Linked DNA regions of Homo sapiens: region 2 is linked to region 1. The links are chromatin loops, found by intact Hi-C in ENCODE. Cell type or tissue: sigmoid colon. All regions are shown on one strand. Links, peaks and the distances in the headings refer to the core of each region. The heading gives the core; the rest is flanking DNA.

Region 1 (8,700 bases), core at 158-8,157:
CACGGCCTGGGCACTGCCTGCCCCAGCACGTGCCTCCAGGCCTGTCTGGTGTATTGCTGTGTTGATAAACTGGCTGTTTAAATTTTATTTTTAAAAGATATCTCAGCCGGGCGCAGTGGCTCACGTCTGTAATCCCAGCTCTTTGGGAGGCCGAGGTGGGCGGATCACGAGGTCAGGAGATCGAGACCATCCTGGCTAATACGGTGAAACCCCATCTCTACTAAAAATACAAAAAATAAGTGGGGCATGGTGGCGGGCGCCTGTAGTCCCAGCTACTGGGGAGGCTGAGGCAGGAGAATGGCGTGAACCCGGGAGGCAGAGCTTGCAGTGAGCTGAGATCGCGCCACTGCACTCCAGCCAGGAGGATAGAGCGAGATTCTGCCTCAAATTAAAAAAAAAAAAAGATATCTCTTTACTGGGGTTTCATCAAAGCAGCACCATTCTTTCTATTAATACTGACACATTAATTTTCTTTCTTTCTTTTTTTGGTGTTTGTTAAAAAGCAGACATGAAAAGAGAGGAAACCTACAGTGGTTTCCCCAACAGTAAAGAAACCGACCTACCCAGTCCCACTGGCCTAAGGTGACAACCAGTCCGCTTTTGGCAAGTTGAGGCTGGAGCACAGACTGAGTCAGAGACACACATGTGAGACCAAATACACACAAACTCCTGTTCAAGCCTCAAGTTGACCCGCCCAGAAAACAAGCACACTCCTGCTGCATGCCAGCAGCCAAGCCCAGAAAGCCATGCTCTCATCTGTGCGCCCACTGGGTTTTCACCAGTCCCCTTTGGTGCTTATGTGGACTAAGCAAGGGAGGTGAGCGGCCATAACAATGCCCCGAGTCCAGGTTAGCAGGGGCCAGGGCGCCTCTCGGCAGGGCTAGGAGCAGGTGGACCCCAGAGTGGAGCCCACATCACAGGCACATCCAAGGGGGAAAGGGATTACTTGAGGCAGGTCCTCCACCACTGCTGAGGGTGGAGGCAAAACAGAGAAAGCTGAGTAAGAAACTCAAACACCCACCATGACCAGGGTCTCCCAAGGCATGGTGGGGGGCAGCAAACCCTCCTCAGGCTGCCATCCCGCATGAGGTACCCTGTGGAACCCAGCACAGAGCACGAATGTGCCACGAGCCCAGGCCATCGCAGGGAGGCAGAGAAGCACACAGTGCGTCCTGGAGGGAGTTCTCCTGCCACTACGACAACATGACCACCATGTGTGCAGTAGGGAGAGGGGTAATGCTCGTTGCCTGCCCCCGAGGGCTCACCCTTTTCCTAGGGGGACAGATGCTCCCCAGGGCCCCCTGCCCTGAATTGTTTCTAGGAACGCGGGGAGTTCTCTGGGTAGAAAGTCCTTGCTTGAGGCAAAACATCTCATCGTGCCTTCGTTTAGATTTTGAGTGAACATTTTGTTAAAGCCAGAGCACCCTGACATGAGAGCAAGAGGATGGATGGCAGAAGGGACCAACACCACAGGGAAACTGGGCATGCCACAGAGCCCAGTGCCTACTGGCAGAGCCCCTCCTCCAATCAATGTCTGAACAGTGGGGCCGGGAAGAAGTGGCGCTTGAACAGCTGCTGCCGTTTTTTTCTTTTTTGGATGAGTTGGAAATCCCATCAAGAACAAGCCACTTGGCCAGGTGTGGTGGTTCACACATGTAATCTCAGCACTTTGGGAGGCCAAGGCAGGCTCATCACTTGAGGTCAGGAGTTAGAGACCAGCCTGGCCAATATGGTGAAACCCCATCTCTACTAAAAATACAAAAATTAGCCGGGCATGGTGGCACATGCCTGTAATTGTAATACCAGCTACTCGGGAGGCTGAGGCAGGAGAATCACTTGAACCCAGGAGGCAGAGGCTGCAGTGAGCCAAGATTGTGCCAGTGCACTCCAGCTTGTGTGACATAGCAAGACTCCAACTCAAAAAAAAAAAAAAAAGAAAAGAACAAGCCACTGAGCGAACACAAGGAAAAGATACAACAAAAACAAATTCCTTGTGAACAGGTGCACACCACCTGCCTGGCAATGGAGGCCCCACGCACAGTGCCCTCTGGGACTCCCTGAGTCACGCAGGTCGCCTTCCAGGTGTGTGACTGGAGGGGTCTACATGGCTCAGGGCGGGGCTGGGGGACAGCCCTCCCTGGGGACCCCAGAGAAACTGGTTCCCGGAGAGCATGCTCAGCACCTGGGGAACCTCAAGCATGAGGCTCACGTAGGCCCGGCCTGCTCCTGCCTCCTATGCGTCCCCGGTGAGGAGTGGCACCTGCTGCTGGTGTCCGCGGCTCTTACCTGGGTTGAGGACTGGCTGGACGATGTCCCCGTTCCTCCACTTGGTCTCCATGCGCTCCAGCTTCTGGGCTTCATACCGCTTCCGGCCCTCCTCCTCCTGCTCCTGCCGGGAATACTGCGAGAAACCAAAGACAGGTCAGGCCCAGGCAGGACACGGCCTCCTCCCCTCGCTGGGCGGCCATGATCCCAGGCCCTTATAGCCTTGTGTAACTGGGACTATTTTTTCTTCTGTTCATGTGTGTTTTAATATAAGTAATAAGAATACAGAAACAGTGAAATCCCATGTGGCTCCACTCCCCAGAGAGACAACCTGGGTCAAGTGTTTGGTTTAGATCCTTCCTGGAATTGCTTTAATGCCTACAAATATATAAAAAGCTCTATGGTGCTGTATGTGGAGCTTAAAAGCAACCGTGTATCTATTTAACGTAATTTTTGTAACTATGTGGGCACTTAGCTTGTTCCCAATTTTTCTTTACTTTTCTTTTCTTTGTTTTTGAGATGGAGTCTCGCTCTGTCCCAGGCTGAAGTGCAGTGGCGTGATCTCAGCTCACTGCAACCTCTGCCTCCCGGGTTCAAGTGATTCTCCTGCCTCAGCCTCCCCGGTACCTGGGACGACAGGTGCCCGCCACCATGCCCGGCTAATTTTTGTATTTTTAGTAGAGATGGGGTTTCACGATGTTGGCCAGGCTCATCTTGATCTCTTGACCTTGCGATCTGCCCGCCTCAGCCTCCCAAAGTGCTGGGATTACAGGCGTGAGCCACCGTGCCCGGCCCCCGCTTTTTCACTATTAAAACCATACTGATCCTAGGTTACTTAAAATCATTTTGCACTGTCCCATTGCTTCCTAGGATTCATTACAGAATAAAGGGATCCTCAAAAAGGCCCCACCCACTCTCCAAAGTCCATGACAGAGCAGGAACCCTGTGTGTCCCTGCTGACCCTTGGCCAATCAAACAGGTTATATATTGGTAGAGAATGGGCAGTAAAAGATGGAACTGTCCTCCCACGGCTCTCCAAATGAATCACAGGGGTTTTGACTCCAGAAGTTAAAAATAAATGTGACTATAAGACTCAGCACAGGCCGGGCATGGTGGCTCGTGCCTGTAATCCCAGCAATTTGGGAGGCTGAGGCGGGTGGATCACTTGAGGTCAGGAGTTCGAGACTAGCCTGGCCAACATGGTGAAACCCCTGGCCAACATGGTGAAACCCCGCCTCTACTAAAAATACCAAAATTAGCCAGGGGTGGTGGTGGGCACCTGTAGTCTTAGCCACTCGGGAGGCTGAGGCAAGGGAATCGCTTGAATCCGGGAGATGGAGGTTGCAGTGAGCCGAGATTGCGCCACTGCACTCCAGCCTGGGCGACAGAGCGAGACTCCGTCTAAAAAAATAAATAAATAAATAAAAAACACCAACAACTCAGCACAAAAGCCAAAGCTCCTGAGTCCCGGGACACAGCAGGGGGATACTGCATTTCTTGGACGTAACAGACGGTTCACTCACTGCCCTGCTGTGCACACTGGAGGGGATGCACCACACTCGGATGGGACCCTCGGAGGGGCCCTCGGGGCCTGTGTGCTGGCCGCAGGCTGGTTCCAGACCCTCTGCCTGCTCCATCCCCCACGACCTTCTCCCTCCCCCTTGGCCTGGCCAGGGGCCGACTACCACCTGGCTGTTCTGATTAGCCTCCACTTCTGCTCTCACATTCACTCAACCAACCATTCCAGCTGAGCTTGTGGGGAAGCCACGGAACTCAGGGCCCCTCTGGGCCCCTCGGCCGCCTGTTGAAGCCCCTCTGACCTAAGCAAGTTCACTTCAGACGGCTGTGTTAGGCCTTCTTTCAAAAGCCAGTTTTAAACATCTCGATAATTCCTGCTCATGGCTCAGCTCCAAAATTGTGCAGGGTCTCAGCACCATTCACCGTTCCTCGGCGTAACTACCCATCATCTTCAGTTGAGAACCCATCTTCAAAAGAGGCTGAGAAGGGAGCTGAAGCGTTTGTTCAAAAGAAGCAAACTGTGGGGAGTGTTTTAAGTTGCAGTGGATAATTCAACCTTTTCCTCCATAAATAAACCACGTCCTAATGTTCCACCGGCCAAGTAACGACTGTGAGAAGAGAGTCTGTGCTGTGTATCTACCTAGGAACATTGGTGGGTGAACTTCAGCATCCTCAAGAGATGCCTTTTAAAGGGATTTTTTTTTTTAAAGGAGCCAGCCCCCGGTCTAATAAATCCTCATGGTATCCAGTACATTTGTCTGGGCTTGGCAGGCGCACAGGGAAATGATGGGGCCCAGTCCTGGACACAAGCCATGAGGAGAAGCCCAGCCTCCTCCCCAATGCTGCCTTTCCATCTGGGAACAAAACCGCTGGAACATTTTAATGATGGCTGGCACCTAACTCTCACCCCCGAGAGCTCATCAAACCCAACTGATCTGAAGCAGCAGACAGCGTGGCCCAAATATCTGAGAGACAGGCTGTGAACCTCTTCGCTAGAGCACATATTCAGACATTTGAAAAAAACCAAAGCATCCACCCCCGACAGCCACTCAGCCTGTCCAGGGCTGCGGCTGCCCCTCTGGTCATCCTGGGGCCCCTCGGGCCCATCACAGGCCCACCGAGGTTCCCTGCTCACTGGGAAAGCTGCAGGCAGGCTGGGGAGGAAGGTGGAGCAAAGAAAAGACATCCTGCGCTAGACGACTGTGCGCATGGCCGGCAGCTGGGTTCCTCCAGGGAGACGCACACATCCAGGAAACCAGTGTGTGTGTGTGGTGTGTGTGTGTGTGTGCGTGTTCAAGATATCTACATGCATACGTATGTGACATCTCTATTTGTATGTGTATATATAATATATATCTGTATATCTATACATACAGGGACGTACATTTTCCTAAATCGGGGATGGCTGTCTGTAGAAAGGTCAGCGGGAGCATGCTCATGCAATATAAGACAGCCCTGTGGCCAGGCCACCAGCAGATGGGCATAAATGCCCATCGGAGCCAGGGAAGGAAGCTGTACTTTCTGGGATTCCTAAGCAGGCCTCTGGCCGGGCCCACCAGTGAAAAACAGGAGACCTAGATTCCAAATCAGTGGGAGGTTTATACTACGTGGGCCTAGCGTGTGTTGGGGGGAAGATGGTGCAAAGAGCTCTGAACAACAGCTGCAGCTGAGAACCGTGCAGCCTCTCCCATCTGCGGCTCCGGCTGCCTCGGAGCCATGGAATGGTTTCAACAACTCCTCGACAAGGCCAAGTTGGTATTTATGTCTCATCAAACCCACTCTACAAAGGAAATGAAAAAGCAACTGGGAGCTCCTCCAGGATGTGGGAGGGAGGGAGCTAATTACTGGGCAAGGAGAGGCGAGGCTAACAGGGGCCACGCTGAAAGCACCCTGTCCCTGCAGCGAGGGGATGGGAGCCAGGGGAGTCAGAAGCTACCCGTCCCCTCCACTGGCCAAAAACCCAACAGCTCTTGGCGCATCGATCCTAAGCGACAAGGCAGCAAAAGTGACTGTGTTCAGGTCCAGGCCCGCCCCTCGGTATCACCCGCCTGAGATGCACCATCAGATGCTGAAGCCAGGCATGGGGCCTGGGAGAGATTTCAGAACTGGGTAGCATCTGAAAATTAAATCCGTTAAATGCTATGTCTCAATATTTACATGTGATGTGGCTCACTGAACGCCAAGGGCTTAGAGAAAAGAATGAACGTGGGGTGGGTGTGCTTGCAATTCTGCGGAGAACAGCCAGGAGCCCCCATCTGACCCCTGCTCCTTAGGTCTTCAATCACCCCCAAGTTAGCACTGCTGAAAATGACCACAACTTCCATCTCAGCCAAGAAGCAGGGAGAGAACAGCCCCACAAGAACAAGAGACGGGAGAGGTTGTTGAACCGAGGGCTGGTGCAGTGGGTTGAACAGCATCCCTCAAAATGTATATCCACCTGAAACCTCAAAATGCAAATGCTCCAAAAACCAGGTCTTTGTAGTTGTAAACAGTTAGAATGAGGTCACAGCAGAATGGGACGGGCCCTGAGCCCAGTGACCCGTACTCCGGTAAGCAGGCCGTGCGAAGATGGAGGCAGAAGCTTCAGTGACGCAGCCTCAGCCAAGGGACGCCTGGAGCCACCCGGCGCTGGAGACGCCAGGAGGGATCCTCGCCTGGGGCCAATGGAGGGCGCAGGGCCTTGCCCATACCTTTGCACTTCTGGCCTCCAGAACTGTGACAGAATCAACTTCTATTGTTTGAGAGCTACCCAGTCAGTGGCACTTTGTCACAGCAGCCCCGGGACACTGTCAGGTGGGAATATGAGACCTCGGACTCCACACCCCGACCCTGAGCCCCCGCCCACTGGCCAGATTCTGGCATGCTGCCATCCTGCTCTCATAAAACCAAAGGTGCAGCCACCAGCCTGCCCTTCCCATTAAATATGGACAGGGCTCCCCTGTCACCAAGATTAAAAAAAAACAAAACCTAGGCCAAACAGCAGCTGGACCCGGCAGCCAGCCACACCCACCTGGGGAGACACCCCACCCAGACCTTCACTGCCCTCTGAGGAGACCCTGGCAGGGTGCCTGGTCAGACACGGAGCTGGGGACAGAAGAGACGGCAGGAAGCAGGTCTCAAGGAGCACCTCCCCAGTCTCACATGGGCAGTGGCAGCAGGGACCGAGGCCCCATCAGCCCTGGTGACCGGGGGGCCACGGGAAGATGGAGAGCCAGGCCTCCTACAGGCGGGAAGTGGCCTGCACCCGGCAAACGCTGGGGAGGGAACCAAGGCTGCCGGCAGCGGCAAGAGCACCCAGCGTCTCTATTGGGTCTGGAAGCAAAAAGAGCAGGCACCAATTCCTGACAATCTGGTTCTCAGTTTTATTATTTCTAAAAATGTATTCTATATATATATCTCAGCCGGAGGAAAAGCTCCCTGCCGGGGCCCACACTGCAGAGACTCAGAATCCTGGTTCCTTCCCTCTAAGAAGAGCTCTTCCTGGGGGCTGTGGCCTGTGGACCGCAGGGTCAGGCTGCGGGAGGAGCTGGTCACATCTGTCCTTGGACTTGCCAATGAACTTGGGGCACAGGAGAAGGAGGCGAGGGAGTACTTTTAGGCAACGAATTAAATTTCTTTATTCCCAACGTCTCCCCTCCAGGAGTCTGTATGTGTGGCTTCCACAGGCTTCGCCCACAGGCCCGCCCATGGCAGGACCCCTCTGACAACATAATGAACTGGTATTATGAAAGGTGCTTCTGCCGGGCGCAGTGGTTCACACCTGTAATCCCAGCACTTTGGGAGGCCGAGGTGGGTGGATCATGAGGTCAGGAGATCAAGACCATCCTGGCTAACATGGAGAAATCCCGTCTCTACTAAAAAATATATATAAAATAATTAGCTGGGTGTGGTGGCGGGCGCCTGTAGTCCCAGCTACTCAGGAGGCTGAGGCAGGAGAATGGCGTGAACGTGGGAGGCGGAGCTTGCAGTGAGCCGAGATCGCGCCACTGCACTCCAGCCTGGGCAACAGAGCAAGATTCCGTCTCAAAAAAACAAAAAAAAACAAAAAAAACAAAAAGAAAGAAAGAAAGAAAGATGCTTCCAACCACAGCGAAGCCAGAAATGAGAGAAACACAGAGAAGGAGACAGACCCCAGCAGGGGACAAGAAGGGAGAAAGACAAAAGCTCATATGACAACTGTTTCCACAGCCACTGCGTCAGAAGCAGAGATCAGAACCAGCTTGCAGGGGCCACGGGGGAACAGCTGGCCCGGCCCCCGCAGCCTGGTGGTCCTGGCTCCCGAAAGGACATGTCACTATCACGATCCTGTCACCGTCTTTTCTCTGGTTAGGGAGTGTGACAAAAAGGTCCCTAGGTTGGAGGGATGTTTATGTCCACGGGTTCTGGGCCAGCTTGCGCTCACATTCCCAGCATGAATTAAACATACATTAGAAGATCCCACACAGACATGTCTCCTCCCCACCCGTGTTTCCTCGGAGGCAGGACAGAAACTCCTGTGGAGCCAGGGATGCCCTGCCCAGCCCAGAGGGGACACTGCCTGCTGGCGGACCTGGCCCCCTGTGCCCTAGCTCTGGCCTGTTGCTCCCTTGAGACCCTTAGCTGAACGAGCCTCCCAACATCAGGTGAGGTGACCTGATCTCTGCCATCTGCCCCCAAGAGAGAAGTAGAAAGGGCACCTTACCACAACAGGAGGCACCTCGAGGACCTTGTCCACATTCTTCAGCGACAGGGGCACATACCACAGGGTGGCCTTATTGGTCAGCTTTTTGGCACCTTAAGAGAAGAAAATCACATTAAGTGACGCCCGGGAGACGGGGTGGGAATGTGAGCGTCCAGGCACGTGGCAGGTGCTGCTCCAGCGCCCGGTCCCAGTACCTGAAACACACCACAGTGTGCACCACCTCTCTGGCCCCCAAC
Region 2 (8,700 bases), core at 256-8,255, 52 kb before region 1:
AAGGCTCCATCCCACACTCTGTTGTATGCCCCCCAGGCCTGGCTCTGAGCAGAGCCTTCTGTAAACCTCCAGGGGGAGAACATGAGCAGCTCACTGTGCCCAGGTGGGTTTTTAACCCCCCGCAGCCGGTTAGGCCACAGTGGCATCAGAAGAGCTACCTACCAGTGCCGCTCAGAAGGGCCAGTGTGTGGCTGTCTGGACACAGTGGATCTTTCAGAGATATATGCAGAGCAGAAACATGAAAGGTGGCTGGAGAAAGAGTCTGGGCTCAGGCAGAGGGAAGGCGAGAGCCAGGCTGGAGGGGAGGGCTACATGCTCTCATCTGCGCCAACCTCCTTCTCAGCACCCATGCTCGGGTTCTAGGCACATGGGACTCACTGGCCACCGGATGTTCCTAAGCGCTAACCAATGAGGCGACAGGGGCAGCTTCAGGATGCAGGTATTTTCCCATCACAAGACTGACTCCCGCTAAATGCAGGCAAAAGGAACAGAGAGCACGACACTGGATTCTGAGCCTCATGAATATTCCAGTCCATGACTCACGCCTGTGGGCTGGCAGCAAGGTGGGGGCAGGAGGGGGGCAGGGCTTCCCTCACTAATGGCCAAACGCGGCAGGCGGTTCACCAAGCCCTTCCAGGAACACACCGTCAACCTTCTGCACTCCAGTAACAGCTGAATTTCCTAAATTAGTCAACAATTAAAAAATTATTCCAAAAGTCCAATCTTGGCCAAACAAACAAAGGAAGCCAGTGTAAGAGCCCGCACACGGGCGCAGCGGTGCCCATCCCAGGGCGAGTGCAGAGGCTGCGCGCGGCCACCACACAGTGCTTCCGCCCACTCTTTTGCTAGTGAAATTCTCTGGGAGTAGGTGCGGCCCCTCCCTGCCAGCAGGAGCCTGTGGCAACGGGGTGTCTAGGATGTCGAGGCAGCAGAGACCCTAGGGCCCTGCCCCGTGACAAAGGCCCCACGTGGGGACCTCTTTCTCTGTCCTACATCCTGGGACCGGACCTCTCTTCTTGTCCTGGTCCGGCCTGGACACGGTCAGGAATGGCCACCTCTGCTCCTGAGGCTTCTTCGAGAGGAACGGGGCCCATGCGAGGACCCCAGGCCCCTCTGCACACCGTGCCTGGGGGTCAGGCAGGTCCTGGGGGTGGGGAGCAGCAGGCACCATCATGGAAAGCTTGCCCCATGCTTCCTCCTAAGTGCAAAGGGGCGAGGGACCTTCCAATTACAGCATCACTGAGAAGGCACGGAGAGGGAACTTGGGGTAACAGCCTGGCGACGGCTCAAGACAGCCACAGCCAAGAGGCATCTCCAGCCTGCTCTGTCTGCAGCCCCCACATCAGTGCGTCACAAAGCTGTGGCCCTCAGCACTGCATGGCAGACAACTTCCAGAAGGCTGCAGAGGGCCTTTCAGCTGACTTAAGCCCTGGGGCCCATCCCGCCCCTCCAGCTGAACAGCAGGTCAAACAGTGCCCTCCTTCCGGACGCTCCAGCCCATGCCACGCTGTCCTCTCGGCTGGCGCGGGGCTTACCCGGCCCCTGCACTCATGCAGGTGAACCAGCTGAGGCCAGGAGAAGGAGGTCATAGGGCAGCAGCAGAAGCGAGGTGGGCACCATGTTCCAGAGCCTTCTGAAAGTTGTGTGGGTCTGTGCTGAGGCCACGCCTCACATAAGGCCCCAGCAGAGGCAAAAGAATCAAACTGGAGTGGAAAACTTTCCACTAAAATGTGCCCCAACCCCCACACTCCACAGTGGCCTGTGGAGGTTCAGTCACCTGCCCAGCACTGGTCCTGAGATCATCTGGGGCTGAAGCAAAGGCCCTGGGCTGAGCGCGGTGTGGGTGGGCGGCGCAGTGCAGGTGGGCAGCGCGTTGGGACTCCCAGGGTTTAGGTTCTTGCACAGAAGGGTTCTCAGGCAGGGCTCCTCCCAGGACCCCACAGTAGGGCCTGGCTGGGAGAAAGCACAGTGGCATCGATGACAGCAGTGAGCGGCCCCCTTTCCCAGTCAGTGAAGTCACAGATGGGCCTGCTGGCCGTGCGACCCCTGGCGAGTGACTCCCTGCCTGGTGCCCGCCTCCTGTCTGGGGATGGGAAGCATCTGTGAGCAGACACACCAGCTCGCAGAGGGGTTGGCGTTCCCTGAAGCCTCCGGCTTCAATGACCTGTACCCAGGCACCACCCAAGAGGAAGCCTCCCCTGCCCCTCCAGTCCCTTGCCCACCCAGGAGACAGGCAGCAGCCTCTGCATCCAGCTGCCCTGGCTTCCTAACCAGAAAACAAACCTGCTGAGAATGGCCCCCGGCCTGGTAGGGCTCCCTCAACCTGAAGGAGCCCAAGGGTCTCAGGGCCTCTTCTAGGTCGGGGCACGTCAGAGCGGACAAAGCTCAACAGGGTGCGTTTTCCCTGAGTTCTTGGAACTCCCCTGGCTATGCATGAGGCAGCTCTGAAAGGCAAGGTAAAGATGGCCACAGCTAGGCCAGGCGCGGTAGCTCACGCCTGTAATCCTAGCACTTTGGGAGGCCGAGGCAGGTGGATCACGAGACCAGCCTGGCCAACATGGTGAAACCCCATTTCTACTAAAAATACAAAAATTAATAAGGAATGGTGGCATGCGCCTGTAATCCCAGCTACTCGGGAGGCTGAGGCAGGAGAATCGTTTGAACCCGGGAGGCAGCGGTTGCAGTGAGCCGAGATCCAGCCATTGCACTCCAGGTTGGGCGACAGAGTGAGGCTCCGTCTCAAAAAAAAAAAAAAAAAAAAAAAAAGATGGCCGCACCTGCCTTCATTACTGCCTCCCACTTCCATCCAGAAAACATTTCGGTGGCTAAAGACTGAAGCTCGGAGTCCTGGGCTGGCCACCTCGGGAGATGTGTGTTCATGAGCACCAGAGAGACCCTCTGGGATGGGCTCCCTCCAGTTTGGAAGCCTGCTTTGCAAAGACCCTGCCCTGCATAATGTGGTTGCACAGTTGGAGCCTCGGCTAATCTGGGGACACATCCCCTCCCCAGTGTGCCCAGGAAGCAGTGGGGTCACGGCGCTCACTCAGCCCTGACAGCCATGGAACAGGCTACAGGCTTCTCCCTGGTCAGGGGCCTCAGCGAGCCCCTCACCCCGCCCTGTCTACACCTCCTCCTCAGGCCCAGGCTGGGACCCACAAGTTCTCAGCCCCAACTCCCTGGGCCTGTAGAGGCTACAATGCCCACGCCTGCAAGAATCAGAGGCAAGTACAGCCCCCACCTGAGGTGCCAGGGACGTCCTCCGCTTCAGCAGACACACGGCTCTGACCCTCCTGCAGGCTGAAAAGCCTTCCCACATCTGTCTGCTGCCGCCTGCGTCCTGCTGTCCCTCCCCACAAGCCACTTCTCCAGCCCCCTTCGGCCCAAGGTCAGAGGGCACTGCCACGGGGAGGCCTGCCTCTACGCGCTGAGTTGGCCTCTTCTAATACGAGACCGAGACCGGGAAGTGCTGGCAGCTGCCCGGAGCGGGTGCGGCAGCCCCCAGCATAAAATATTCATGGAGACGCAACTCCAAGCAGAGAGGCTGCATCCGTGTCAGCCAGGCCCTGGGGAAGGGAGCTAAAAATAGACAGGAGGCTGAAGAAAGCTGACGTGGGGATGAGGGAGGCGACTGGGAGTAGGAGGAGGGGCCGCCAGGGCACATCTGGAGGGACGGAACGCACATGCAGGTTCACCGCACGGAGCACACACGTGCTCCCAGCCCAGAACTCGTGCTCATGTGGGCAGTCCCCAAGTGAGAGCTGAAAATCCCTCTCCGGGCAGCCTGCCCCGCCAGTGGCTATTTCTATCAACATCAACATTGACATCCATGGGCCCCAGGACACCTCAGTGAAGAATCAAAGACCATCTTTAATGAGTGAGAAATAACAGCGTAGATCAACATGACGCGGCCACACCCAGGGGATGGGCTGCCATTCCCTCCATTCAAGCTGGCGCCCTTCCCTGCCCCTCTGCAGCCCCTTCCCCCAGGGCTGGCCCTCCTCCTGCACTCTGACCACCCCCCCCCAGGGTATGGAGTTCTGGAAGGGGCGGCCCCAGGACTGCTCCCCAGCTGGCTCTGGGAAGGTCACAGGCGCGGCCCCAAAAGCCTCCGTGACCGCAGGCTGCTATCCACACAAGGGTGGACCCCCTCAGGTTGGACTCTATAGGGAGTGGGGAACGTGAGGCACAGAGGTCCCCTCCCTGAGAGCCCATGGATCGCTGGCCCCTCGTGGTCACTGCACTGGTCTCCCTGAACCAGCTGAGTGCTGGGGTAGGTGCAGTGGTCCTGACCCCACAACCAGTGTGCACAGCCCAGCTGGGGGCAGCCGGGAGAGGGAACCGTCATTGGTGGGCAAACACCAACCACGCCTGCAGCCGCTGCCAACCTGGGAGGATGCCCCCCACTATCAGCTTTGAAGGGCTGCTATTGGGAGATGCCCCAGGGCACCCCATCAACCTGCACTGAAGCCTGTTCAAAGCACAGGTCACCCAGATCCTCCTCTACTTTACGCCCATATGCGTGAGCCCCATAGACTCCCACCAGCCCTCTCTCCCCAGCCCTGCCCCGTCCTAGCCGGGTGGCCTCGGGTGTGTCACTGTCCCCAAGCTCCCCCGTTACAGACAGTGGCTCTGCGCCTTTGGCCCTCGCCGTTCCCTTCACCTGAATGGTCCCCACAAGACAGCTCCTGCCCTTCCTCCCTGACTCCAGGCCTCCGCTGAGGCTTTCCTTGGGAAGGAACATATTTAAAATTGTACCTGTCCCCCGGCACACTCCGATCCCCTCATTCCCTGCTGTCTTCTTCGTGACCCTGGACACCATTCAACTTCCTCTATCTTCACTGTTTGTTTACTCCTCCCTCTGAGAGGGTGTGAGGCCCCAGGGAGAGCAGGTGAACAGCAGCAGATGATGAAGGCCCCCCATCTTCACCCACCCCACATGGTGGGCACCGTGTCCATCACCACCGTACAGATGAGGAAACCGAGGCACATAGAAAGTGCGTGCCTAAGGCCACACAGCTAGTAAGTTTAGAGCTCTGGCTGACCCGGGCAGCCAGGCGCCTGCTCCTGGATATGTGAGCCTGACAGTCCACGCAGCGTCTGCAGTGGCGGGGGGTGGTTGGGAGGGGGTCTGGGGTGGCGGAGGCGACGCTTCTCTAGAGCGGTTGTGGGTGCCCTTCTAAGGAAAAAACGTCTGAGAAGTGCTGTAGCTCCAGGAGGCTCTGGGGAGGGTGGTCCAGATGGGAGCAGCAGGTGCACAGGCGCCGGGCAGGAGTGAGCTTGCTGCACCCACACCCAGGGCATGGAGGAGCCACCGTGCATTTCGGTGGGAGAGGGAGCAACTCGGATTTTGATGACCAGTTTCCTGGGCTGCAGGGAAGGGTCACATTGAGAGCACCAGGAACAGAGGAAGGAGCAGCTGAGGACTGAGCAGGGGCCCCATGGGGACGGGGCAGTAAGAGCTGTTCGGGAGAGGAGTGGAGCGGCACTGGGTGGGCGTGGGCATGGGGGGAGTAGGGAGGAGCCAGCTGGGTTCCCAGACTTCCAGAGCAGCACAGAGGCGGAGAGGGATTTTTTTGCGGGTGTGATAATGAGTTCCATTCAGGACAAACTGTATTTGTGATGCTTTTGGGAACCCTGTTGAGGGGCAGCACTGGCCAAGTCAATTTGGGAGTCAATACAACACACAGGCGATGCTCGAGGCACAGACCATGGATCTGACCACCCCAGGAGAGAAGGGCCACAGGTTAGGACATGTCAAAGCCAAGGGTTCGGGGACCGTGTGGTGGCCGGGGAGGCTGGAGTATCCCTACAGACACTACAGGGTCCCCCATCCAGGGAGCGCAGGCTTCACTGAGGGCCTGGTCAGCTGTGCTACAGACAGGGAGCGGACAGCAGACAGGGCGTGTCCTTGCGTCTGTCCATGCTGCCCGCAGAGGGAAGACAGAACTGGGAAAGTTTGTCCAGGAGGCAGGAAGAGGTAGGGGGCGGGGAAGGAGAGAGCTTCGGAAATGTGCCTGGGTCAGGTGGGGGATTCAGCATCAGGACAGACAGCAGCCACGCTGAAAAGCGTCATGGGAGGGGCGTCGGGTCCATGGGGAGAGACCAGAGCGGGCCCAGGTGGGAGTGGAGCCCATACTTCATGGCCGAGAAAAGCAGGCAAGTTTGGAGAAGGCGTGTCCAAGGTGAAAGGAGAACCAGACACAGGGCTGAAGGTCAAGGACAGAGGAGGCTGGAGCCTCATAGCAGGGTCAGGGGCTGAGGAACGACTGCGGACCAGCCCAGGCGACGTGGAGGGAGGACACCATCCTGCCAAGGGCCGATGGGTGGCACGGTGGGCCAGGGCAAGGCGGGTAGGCTTACAAGTAAATGGGGAGGGGTGGGGGCAGATGAGGGAGGAAGGAGCAGGCAGCAGAGCCAGCCCTGATGGGGCAGGAGGGTGGCAGCCTAGGGTACTTTGCCACAGAAGAGGCTGTGGGGCTGAAGGCATGGAGCAGTCCTCGCACCAGAAGGGGAGCATGCCTCGTAAGCCCCAAGTCAAAGAGGGGCCTGGTCACGAGAGTCATGCAAGGGTGGGTCACAGGCATTGTGTTAGTGCCGTGCTGGGGGCACCCACCACTCACTTTCCTTCCTTTCAGCCTGGCCGAGTCCTCCTCATCCATCAAGTCCAGGTTCACCATCAGCTCCTCTACTCAGCCCACCCGACCTGGGAGAGGCCGGCACCCAACTCCAGCGAAGAGCTGGCCTGGAGTTGGCAGCGGAGGGTACTCGCTGGGCCTGACAGCTCACACACCACACCTGGCGCTACCACCACGGGCCCTGGTGAGGCATGAGCTCCTCCACTCCAGGAAGGGGCAGGGCTGGGAGAGGGGCTTGGAGGGGCCTCAGCCTCGACTGGGAAACAAAGCAGCTGGGGCGACTCGGCGGCCCTCCTCAGCCATGTGGGGAAGCGACAGGCCGTGCTCCAGGCTCTGAGAGGAATGGGTTTTCAGTGCATGTTCGCCCCAGAGATTTCAGTGCACGCTCCTCTCCGGGAGGCTGAGCAGCAAATGCTTGCGGATCTGCGTGGGGAGCAGACGCCGCGGGGGCAGGGGCCTCGAGAACCTCTGGAATCAGGGGTCAGCCTCGCAGGGCCGTGGTGCCTGCCTGGCCACTTCCATGAGAACGCCAGCTCCCAAGAGGCCTGCGGGCACCCGCCTGCTCCCAGCTGCTCTGTTCCCGCATCCTCGCTCCCCGGAGGGGCAGGAAGCTCCTACAGCTCTGCTTTCCTCTTGCTCCCCTCAGTGACAGACACAAGAGCTGGTTCAAAGAGAAATCAGGACCACCCCAAAGGCTGCAGAGCCCCTGGGGTCAGCCAGGATGGGGAACCTCTGTTCTTATGACAGAGACAGGGAAGCTGCCTCTTTGGGCCGCGCGAACCCTGTCGATGTCTGTGACCCTACAGAGTCCATGCCAGGCGGAGAACCACCAGCTCTCAAACGTGGCAGAGCTCAGGGGATGTGGACACCTGGGGGCAGCAGCCCCTGTGAACGAGTGCGTGTGGCCTGCACACGCCCACCCCACCTGCCCTGCATGAGGAGGAGAAAGGCCAAGGGGCTGGGACCCTCAGCCCAGAGCCCACCAGCCTGGCTTGGTCTCATCAGGCAGGACCTGCAGGCCAGGACCACCTGGAGGGAGCCCACCCCTCCAGCTTCCCAGCAGGCCCTTCAGCAGAGGATGGGGGACCCAGGGCACGGTCCTCATCCCCCTCCAGCATTCTTACACAATGCCAGGGAACACCAAGGCGCCACACTCAGAGGCGACCTGGACGCCCAGGCAGCAGCCATGCTAAGGCGCTCTTAAAGGGGTCTGTCTCTCTTGTCCTGTCTGCCCAGCCCCACCCCACGGGCCCTGGGAGTACAGCCCAAAGGCCTACCCGCTGGTTATGAAGCGTTCCTTCTCAAGGCCTCACCGGATCAGCCCCGCAGCCCGAGGTCACCGGTCACGGCAGTGGCCAGGCCCAGCCCTACTCTGACCCCTACTGACAGGACAGGACTCATGCAGGCACAGATTCCCCCTGGAGGCCCAAACACAGGGACCCTAGGGCTGCCTGGCAGGGAGGGGCCGCCGTTCCAAGGATGCGCACTCACCACCAGCTGGGGCACAGGCAGCGACCTGCCTTCCTGGCTCAGCGACACGTAGGTGAAGAAGGCACTGGCGGCCCGGTAGCGCTTCTGAGAGCTGTCCACAACAGGGTCGGCGTCCACCAACACCTCGATCTCCATGGACTTATTGCTCGTGAAGGTCATGCGTCCCGAGATGGTGATGACGCAGCCTGTGGAGAAGGGAGGGCGGGGGTCAGGGCGGCCTCCACCCCACGGCTGGGCGGGGGACACTGGCGTTTCTGTGGTCAGCAGGCAGACACTTGGTTAGGGGAAGCAGTGGCTTGGCTGACTACCAGATGTTCAAATAACAGAATATTAGAATGTGTCGTTAGTTGCCCATGAATGTTTATCTTTCTAGTGAGCAGGTTTATCTACGCTAAAATTCAGCACTGAAGGATTTTGGTGGCCATGAGTTCAAGCCCCCGCCCAGGCGGGCTCTCTCCTGGCCGGGAGTGGCAGCACCTGCTGAAAGGCTTCAGAGCCACTGTGCCCCCACGGGGGAGGCCGCAGACTGCCTTCCAGGAGCTGTGGGTGTCGGCTGGCTCTGCCCTTCCTTAGG

What was found. Peaks named below come from ENCODE experiments on the same cell type or tissue, not always from the same donor. Only the 100,000 strongest peaks of a DNase experiment are listed, where the experiment ranks them.
Region 2: it touches region 1 in a loop (2.3-fold over the local background); 8 of 110 quality-filtered maps call a loop at or near these places.

The regions. Positions count from the first base shown.
Region 1 is chr1:6,325,013-6,333,712 of GRCh38, forward strand. ACOT7 (acyl-CoA thioesterase 7) reads right to left here. Exons shown (of 9, transcript NM_007274.4): 4 at 8,465-8,556; 5 at 2,287-2,401. Among named protein-coding and RNA genes, the nearest start is that of ACOT7, 64 kb to the right of the region's middle. In sigmoid colon, for the core only: no CTCF peak of the experiment used is centred there; a DNase peak (open chromatin) is centred at 4,569; H3K27ac peaks cover 945 bases.
Region 2 is chr1:6,272,976-6,281,675 of GRCh38, forward strand. ACOT7 (acyl-CoA thioesterase 7) reads right to left here. Exons shown (of 9, transcript NM_007274.4): 8 at 8,127-8,311. Among named protein-coding and RNA genes, the nearest start is that of GPR153, 16 kb to the left of the region's middle. RefSeq lists a silencer at 648-814 and enhancers at 2,029-2,619, 6,542-7,407, 7,651-8,200. In sigmoid colon, for the core only: no CTCF peak of the experiment used is centred there; DNase peaks (open chromatin) are centred at 547, 3,656 and 7,952; H3K27ac peaks cover 1,179 bases.